Linked DNA regions of Homo sapiens: region 1 is linked to region 2. A link is a contact called in ENCODE Hi-C data. All regions are on one chromosome and are shown on one strand. Each heading gives the region's core, a stretch centred on a gene start or an enhancer-like site at or near the end of the contact. The rest is flanking DNA. Distances are from core to core; before and after follow the strand shown.

The links. Hi-C counts contacts between places; a loop is a spot of excess contacts on that map. Pooled maps may share reads with other maps.
Region 1: a pooled map shows a loop between it and region 2 (17-fold over the local background). The contact joins two enhancer-like sites. A Hi-C loop is called at or near these places in 3 of 37 single-sample maps with no recorded cell type and 9 of 50 pooled maps.

What each region holds. Positions count from the first base shown.
Region 1 is chr16:82,652,426-82,655,866 of GRCh38, forward strand. All of the region lies in intron 1 of CDH13 (cadherin 13), which reads left to right. Among named protein-coding and RNA genes, the nearest start is that of CDH13, 27 kb to the left of the region's middle. RefSeq lists enhancers at 1,055-2,254, 1,175-1,674, 1,496-1,705, 1,756-1,805, 2,046-2,095 and silencers at 2,999-3,293, 3,228-3,277. Within about 2 kb of position 1,251, at least 13 of the 41 ENCODE cell types and tissues checked have a DNase peak (open chromatin) inside an H3K27ac peak, as active enhancers do.
Region 2 is chr16:80,579,294-80,582,963 of GRCh38, forward strand. No RefSeq gene overlaps it. Among named protein-coding and RNA genes, the nearest start is that of LINC01227, 8.3 kb to the left of the region's middle. RefSeq lists an enhancer at 884-1,373. Within about 2 kb of position 1,363, at least 3 of the 41 ENCODE cell types and tissues checked have a DNase peak (open chromatin) inside an H3K27ac peak, as active enhancers do.

The sequences.
Region 1 (3,441 bases), core at 1-2,500, 2.1 Mb after region 2:
GCATCAGAAAAGCCATTCATCTGGTTTGAAGATAGACAGGTGGTTGCTGTCACTGCACCAGCAGCTTTTGAAGTTTGCTCAGTGATATGATTACAGCCCATACTTAAGCTTCTGCTCCAGGAAGTGAGATTGACCTTTGATCCTACTCCTCATTTAAAAATTACAGATCTTGGAAAATGAACCAATCTAGAAAGATATTGGAAGCTGCTGCTGCTGCTGCTGCTGCTGCTGCTGAGGTTGGCTGTCAAACCAACTTAACTGGCCTGCATTACCTAGAATTGTTTTTTTTTTTTTTTTTCTGGTTAAAACCAATGACCTTTAAAGCCTTTTTATTTTTCCTCTGACAATCTCTAGTGGACCTATGGTCTTTTGTGAGTTCTGATGGGAATCCCAGAATCTTTCTGTAACTGTGGGTTCCAATGAGAGAGGCACATTTAACAAAGACCAGAAGAAAATCAAAACTGTTGCTCAAACTGACAGTGTATGTTCTTCATCCCACTCCTTCATTAGCTCATTCATTCATTGATTCGTTCATTCATGTGCTGGCTCTTTGTAGAAGTTGGGGGTAAACAGGCGACCAAAAGGTAGTCCGTGACCCCAGGATGTTGTAATTCAGAAGGGTAAACAGACAAGGCAGTCAACATTGTCCATTCAGTGTGAATGAGCTTGGGAGTACAACCACTTTGGAAACCCATTTTGTTAATTTACCTTTGATAGATACTTATTGAACGGTTTTTCCAAGTGTCTGTGAAGAAGACATGGTGGTGGTAGGGGGTGGGTGGATGGTTTCTGAGGACCTGATAATGTTTCTCCTTGATTTTAGTGCCAGTTACGTGGCAACTCATGGAAAACATTGAGCTGAATACTTGGGCTTTTGCACCTTTTTGTAGTGCCTTAGTGTATTTTACACAAAAAAATAAATAAAAGTATGCTCAGCCTCAGGTGTGTTGGAAATACAGAGGAGAGACCAGCCCAACTTTGGAGGAGAACAGAGAGAGGGACCCAGGAAGGCCTTCTGGGGAATATATTTGACTTGGGCCCTGAAGGAGCAACAGAAATTAGGCACTGAGTAAAATGGGACTGGATGTACCTGCACAAAGCCAGCAGCAGAAGAAAAGACATGGAGTGGAGGGAGCTGGCAGTTCATGCTTGGGGGAAGCTGAGAGTTGCTTGTGGGGCTGGAGGCCAAGGTGCAGGGCTGCAGGGGTAGGAGGGAGCAGCCAGGGAGGGGGTGGATTGGTTAAGAAACACGATGTGCATGTCATGTTGAGAAACTTGGATTTCACCCTGGAGGCGCAGGAACTAGGGGGGATTTTTCAGCAGCAGTGACAGACGCTCTTAAATCTGGGTTTTCCAATGATCAGCATGCTTGTGCCTGCACCGGGGCGCAGGATGGGAGACAGATGCCTTTTGCAGTAGTTCCGGAGAAGAAGACTGAAGACCACATTCAAGGCCCTGAGAGAGAAGAGAAGGGGACAGATACCACAGAGATCATGAGATATAGCACAACAGATAAGACTTGCTAATTAACTGTACGGGGTTACAGGGAGGGACAGGGAGAAATCAGGTTTCTTCCAGCCCAGCTTCTGGTTGGAATCACTCAGGCAGAGACACATGGGCCTGAGAGAGGATTCCCCTTATGACATAAAGCCGCAAAAATTCTCATTAGTCATTGCAAAAACATCTATTTCCGGCCTACACTGCACCAGCCAGTGGGGGAGGTCCTGAGAGATAGAGAAAGGATGAATTCTTGCCCTTAGAGAGTCACCTAGAGATTCTGGGGAGACAGCAGGTCCGAGTCTCTCTGCCTGAAACCTCTGGACAGTGTCTTTGGCTGACACTTACATGGTGGTCTTGGTTTCTTATTCAAGGTCGGTTTCCCAACTCTCATAGCATCAGCTTTAGGGCATCCCCAAATCTCTTGCAGAAGAGATGGTTCTTTCCCCTTGAGTTGTTTTGAGCCAAGCATATAACATTGTGTGAATGTTTGAAAACTTCTCTTGGTTCTCAGAATGCAATTCTGACAGTGCTGAAGGCTGCCAATTAAATGAAGATTTAGATAAAGGCTGTGTGGGAGGTGGAATGCAATATTCTTAAACCTAATAATGGCTTCCTTCTGTCTTTTTGAAGCTCTCAAATAATCCTGATTGACTGACTCTCTGCTTTGGGCATTCCCATTTTCTGGACAATTTAATACCATTTAAAATGTTTGACAACTTTTATTTGGGGGCAGACATCCTTAGGGGATGGGGCCGTGGGCAAAGATACAAATGCTGTACCATCAAAGGAACCATGGATTTAAATAAGGATTTTTTTTTTTTTCATATTCAGAAGAGGTGGGTACAGAAAGGATGAGGGCAGCTTCTCAGGTTATAGTATTAACCACGTGAAGCAGCTAACAAAGGTATGTGCCTGGCCTTGTGCTAAAGGCTTTCCTCGTATCAGTTCTTTCATCCCTCCCAACACTACTGAGGTAGATGGAGTGACTAGATCCATTATACAGGCAAAGTAGCTGAGGCCCACAGCCATAGCAAATAAACTGTGGAGCTGGTGGTCCCAGATTTCATGCTTTTAGTCATTCTCTTGGCTCTGGGGTACAGGTAAGCTTCCAGAACTGGAGGATGGAGTCCAAAAGAAACTCAAGATAATTTCCCTGCCTTTCCCATTGTATCAGGGGATTCATCTGTTCATACATTCATTCATTTTCCCAACACATTTACTGAATGCCCGCAAGCACCAGGAAAATAGCAATGGGCACAACCAGGTTCCTATCTTCATGGAGCTATTGCTTTATTGGCAGAGGCAAACAGTAAAGAAAATTCATTAGTAATCAGTGTTGCAATCAATGAGCCGGTCAATCAAGCACCATAAAAGGGTAAAGTGTGACGAAGGTGCTCCTTGTGATAGGGGTTGGGGGTGAGGGGAGGTGTCCTGGAGAGGAGACATTTCAACTGAGATCTCTCTGAAGTAGATGAGATGGCCATGTGGATCTCAAAAGGAAAGTGTATGCCAGGAAGAGCAAAAAGCAAGTGCAAAGTCCTAAAGCAGGAAATAGTGAGGCTACCGCAGTGTCGGGTCCAAGAGTAGGAGATGAGATCAGGGAGGCAGATTAGGCTGCAGGGAGGGTGTGCGTGTGATGCTGAGAGTGATGGGAAACCACTGGTGGGGTTGGGGGAGGGCAAGGCAGTGACATCATTTGTTTTTATGTGCAGCAGAGGAAGCCAAAGCAATTCAGAAGAAGCCTACAGAAGCTTACCTCCTCCACAGGCTATTTTTTTCTTGTTTACATTTGTTAATTTTACATATATATTAACTCAGTCCTCACAACCACCAAATGAAATAGGCATTGCCCTTATTATCATTCTTTCCCATTTTAACAATGGGGAAACTGAAGCTTAGAGTAGGCAAGGTCGCCCAGATAGGAAGCAATGCCTTCGGGTC
Region 2 (3,670 bases), core at 113-2,612:
TCTGCAAGTCTCTATTCTGAGTCTCTCTTTCTCTCCTTCTTTTTTTAATAACTTCAACACACGTATTTAAACATTGCCTATGTGATCCCCAGCCCTATTATTAGTCCAGAGATAAAAACAGGGGTCAGAGCAATTGTAATCAAAAGCCATTTCTCTATCCCCGACCCTGGTGCTATGGTGTGAATTTTTGTGTTCCCCTAAAATTCCTATGTTGAAATGTAACTGCCAAGGTGATGGTATTAGGAGGCGGGGCCTTTACGAGTTGATTAGGTTATGAGGGCAAATCCACCATGAATGGAATCAGTGCCCTTATAAAATAGGCCTGAGAGAGCTCCCTGCTCCTTCCATCATGTGAGGACGCAGTGAGAAGGTGCCATCTGAGAAAGTAGGCTCTCACCAGACATAAAATCTACTGGTGCCTTGATCTTGGACTTCCCAGCCTCTAGAACTGTGAGCAATGGATTTCAGTGGCTTATAGGCTACCCAGTTTATGGTATTTTGTTATAGCGGCCTGGATGAATTAGTACTATCTCCTTCATTAATAATAATAATAATAATAGCTAAAAGCAATTGAGCACTTACTATGTACAGACATTGGGTTAAGACTTTACATAAATTATATAATTAAATCAATTACCAATGGTTTATATATATGTCAGAACCTAGGGTCATTTGATACAACAATAAAAATATAAAATAGCAACAGCAATACAAAAACTTTCCTTCTCTGACTTAATCTTCCCATTATCCCCACTATATGCTACCAGGGGCATCACACATCAGCTCAAGAACAAGCCCCTTTTAGGTATTCCATGGAGCCTGCCATATAGTCCTGCTCACCAGCTCCAGCGCCATCTCTCTGTGGAAGCGTCCATTGCTGTTCCCAAAGCCCCACTGCACTGCACTATGTCCTCTAGCTTGACGCCATCATGGGCTCCAACAACCACCCCTGGTGGGAAAGTACCTATCCCCACTCGGGCTACATCCTGTTTCCCTGGTTAAAAAACACCACGGCTCTGTGCTTGCAGCGCCTCACCAAGTTTTGATATGAAGCAGCTCTTTGGTTCTGTGCTCAGGTTTTACCATAGCTGCCTTGCTCTAGGGGGAGTTCAGTGGGGAAGCGCCTTCCTCAGATATGGACCTCTGTTCTTGCAGCAAGCTTTTGGCCTGGATTCAATCTTCCTTCAGAATGTTTCTTTCCCAGGAGACCCTGAGCAAAGAATCTCCATGAGGCCATCCCATCATCTTCTAGACAGGCCCAGGCATTTCTGACTCCTGCGGTGAACACAATAGTTTGTGCTTCCCAGCTGGGACTCACACTCAGAAGATCAAGCTTCTGGCCAGCCATGTAGCGACTCAAAGCTTGTGGTTGTCTTCTTAGTACTGGGTTGGTTTTGAAATGACTCATCCACAGCGTCTGGCTGCTTTTTGTGAGAAACTTTGTGCATTGTTGAGGCAAATGGTTAGCATGAGGGGTTCATCTCTGCTCATGATGATTGTTCAATACATGCTCAATGATTTAGACTAAATTTCACTCATGCATTCATCAAATATGTATGAGCTTCTGCTCTGTACACCCTACAATGGCCCTAGGATGGCATTTGGAGACACTGATGTGCAAAACATAGTCGCATAGCTGAAAGGGTCAGATATTCATTTATTCAAAAAATGGGCACAAAAATGTACAAAATGCAAAAAATATCTTCCCTTGTGGAACTTGCATTTGAGCATGAATAAGTACATGCAATGAAGTACCAAGTGGAGCTGCTATCAGAGAACTCTGGAAGAATACAACAGGGTGAAGAAGAGGAATGATTAATTCTATGTGGAGAGGGGAGGAGGATCAGGGAAGGCTCCTGGCGGTGGGGGAGAGGGGTGATCCCTGAGTGAAGTCTTGATAGAATAATAGGTATTAATAGGTTTTGAAGACAAGGACACAGTGTAAACAAAGGAATGGGACTGCTGGCTGGTAGGGGAAACCAAGAGTAGATTGTAGAAGTTGGAACATTGAGTACAGGGAGAAGAAGGAGTGGCATCATGAGAAGAGATGAGGTCTATGAAGACCTCAAAATGAGAACTTCTAGTCCGTGGTTCCCTAGGAAACTGAGCCCGAGGGTAAAGCTTTCCAGGGAGTGCAATCCCTGGGAAGTAGAAATGAGGGAAAGGGGGAGTAAGTAAGGGAGGCACTGGGAGCAAATAGAAGGATGTCATTACCCAACTGGTCATGACTTGGTGACAAGATGATCTCTTTGGCTTTACCAGGCATCTTTGCAGAGAACGTGAGAAAGATTGCATCTCTGAAACATCCATCTAAGCGAGGGAAGACAGGGGACTTTACACAAGGCTTCCATAAGGCATTGGTCAACATTTGCCCCATAGGTGATTAACTCCTGCACTTCTGATGTGTAAGCACTGGGCATGTGGGAACACCAGGTGGATCATGTAGTGTCTTGCACCTGGAGGAAGCCCCTGGGCAGGAGAAAAGAGGGCCATGCAGGCTCATGGCCGGAGAGACCCTAACAGTAACTGGGATTTGGAGCAACAGTAGAGGCATGCTCCTCCCTTTGTAATTCAGGCCCAGCTGACGAGCATTAACATCAACACAGACCTTAAGACTGACAGAAAAGACTCTTTAAGTCTGATAAGAAACATGTATATCTATTCTCTCTGAAGCCTACTACCTGGCTTCCCCACCTGCTGCCTCAACAACCTGGCTATAAAACTAGGGAACAATATAAGACGCTGCTAGGGCTGCCCCAGCTAGAAAGCAAGGCAAGTGCTCAGATACAGGATGGTATTTAAACTGAATCTGGTACAAAGCCTTCAATGGATTTTAATCTGTAGAGTAATGTATTCGAATTTGTGTTTTTAAAAGACCACTCCTGGATTTCTCAAAGAACTGAAAGTAGATCTGCTATTTGATCCAGCAATCCCACTACTGGGTATCTACTCAAAGGAAAAGAAATCATTATATAAAAATGATATCTGCTCATATGTTTATCACAGCACTATGCACAGTAGCAAAGATAGGGAATCAACCTAAATGTCCATCAACCAATGAGTGGATAAAGAAAATATGGCATGGATATACATATGTACGTATATACCATATAAAAGTGGTGTATACACACACACACACACACACACACCAAGGAAAACTACTCAGCCATTTAAAAAAAGAGTGAAATAATGTCTTTTGCAGCAACTTGGATGGGACTGGAGGCCATTATCCTAAGTGAAGTAACTCAGGAATGGGAAACCAAATACCGCATGTTCTCACTTATAAGTGGGAGCTAAGTTATAGGTACACAAAAGCATGCAGAGTGGTATAATCACATTAGAGACTCAGAAGGAGGAAGGGTGGGAGGGGGGTAAAGGATGAAAAAAAATCACCTTTTGGGCACAATGTAGTAGTGTGATGCGTACCCAAGTACTCATCACACTACTCAGGAGATGATTACACTAAAAGCCCAGACTTTACTACTGTATAATTCGTCCACGTAACAAAAAACCACTTGTACCCCTAAAGCTATTAAAATAAAAACATTTAATAATAAAAAATTTTAAATTAATAAAAAGACCACCCCAGCTGCAGAGTAAAGAATGGGTTTCGAGTTTCCCAAAGAGTGCTCCATGCACCAATGGAGATATTTCAAAGTATTTTATGTCT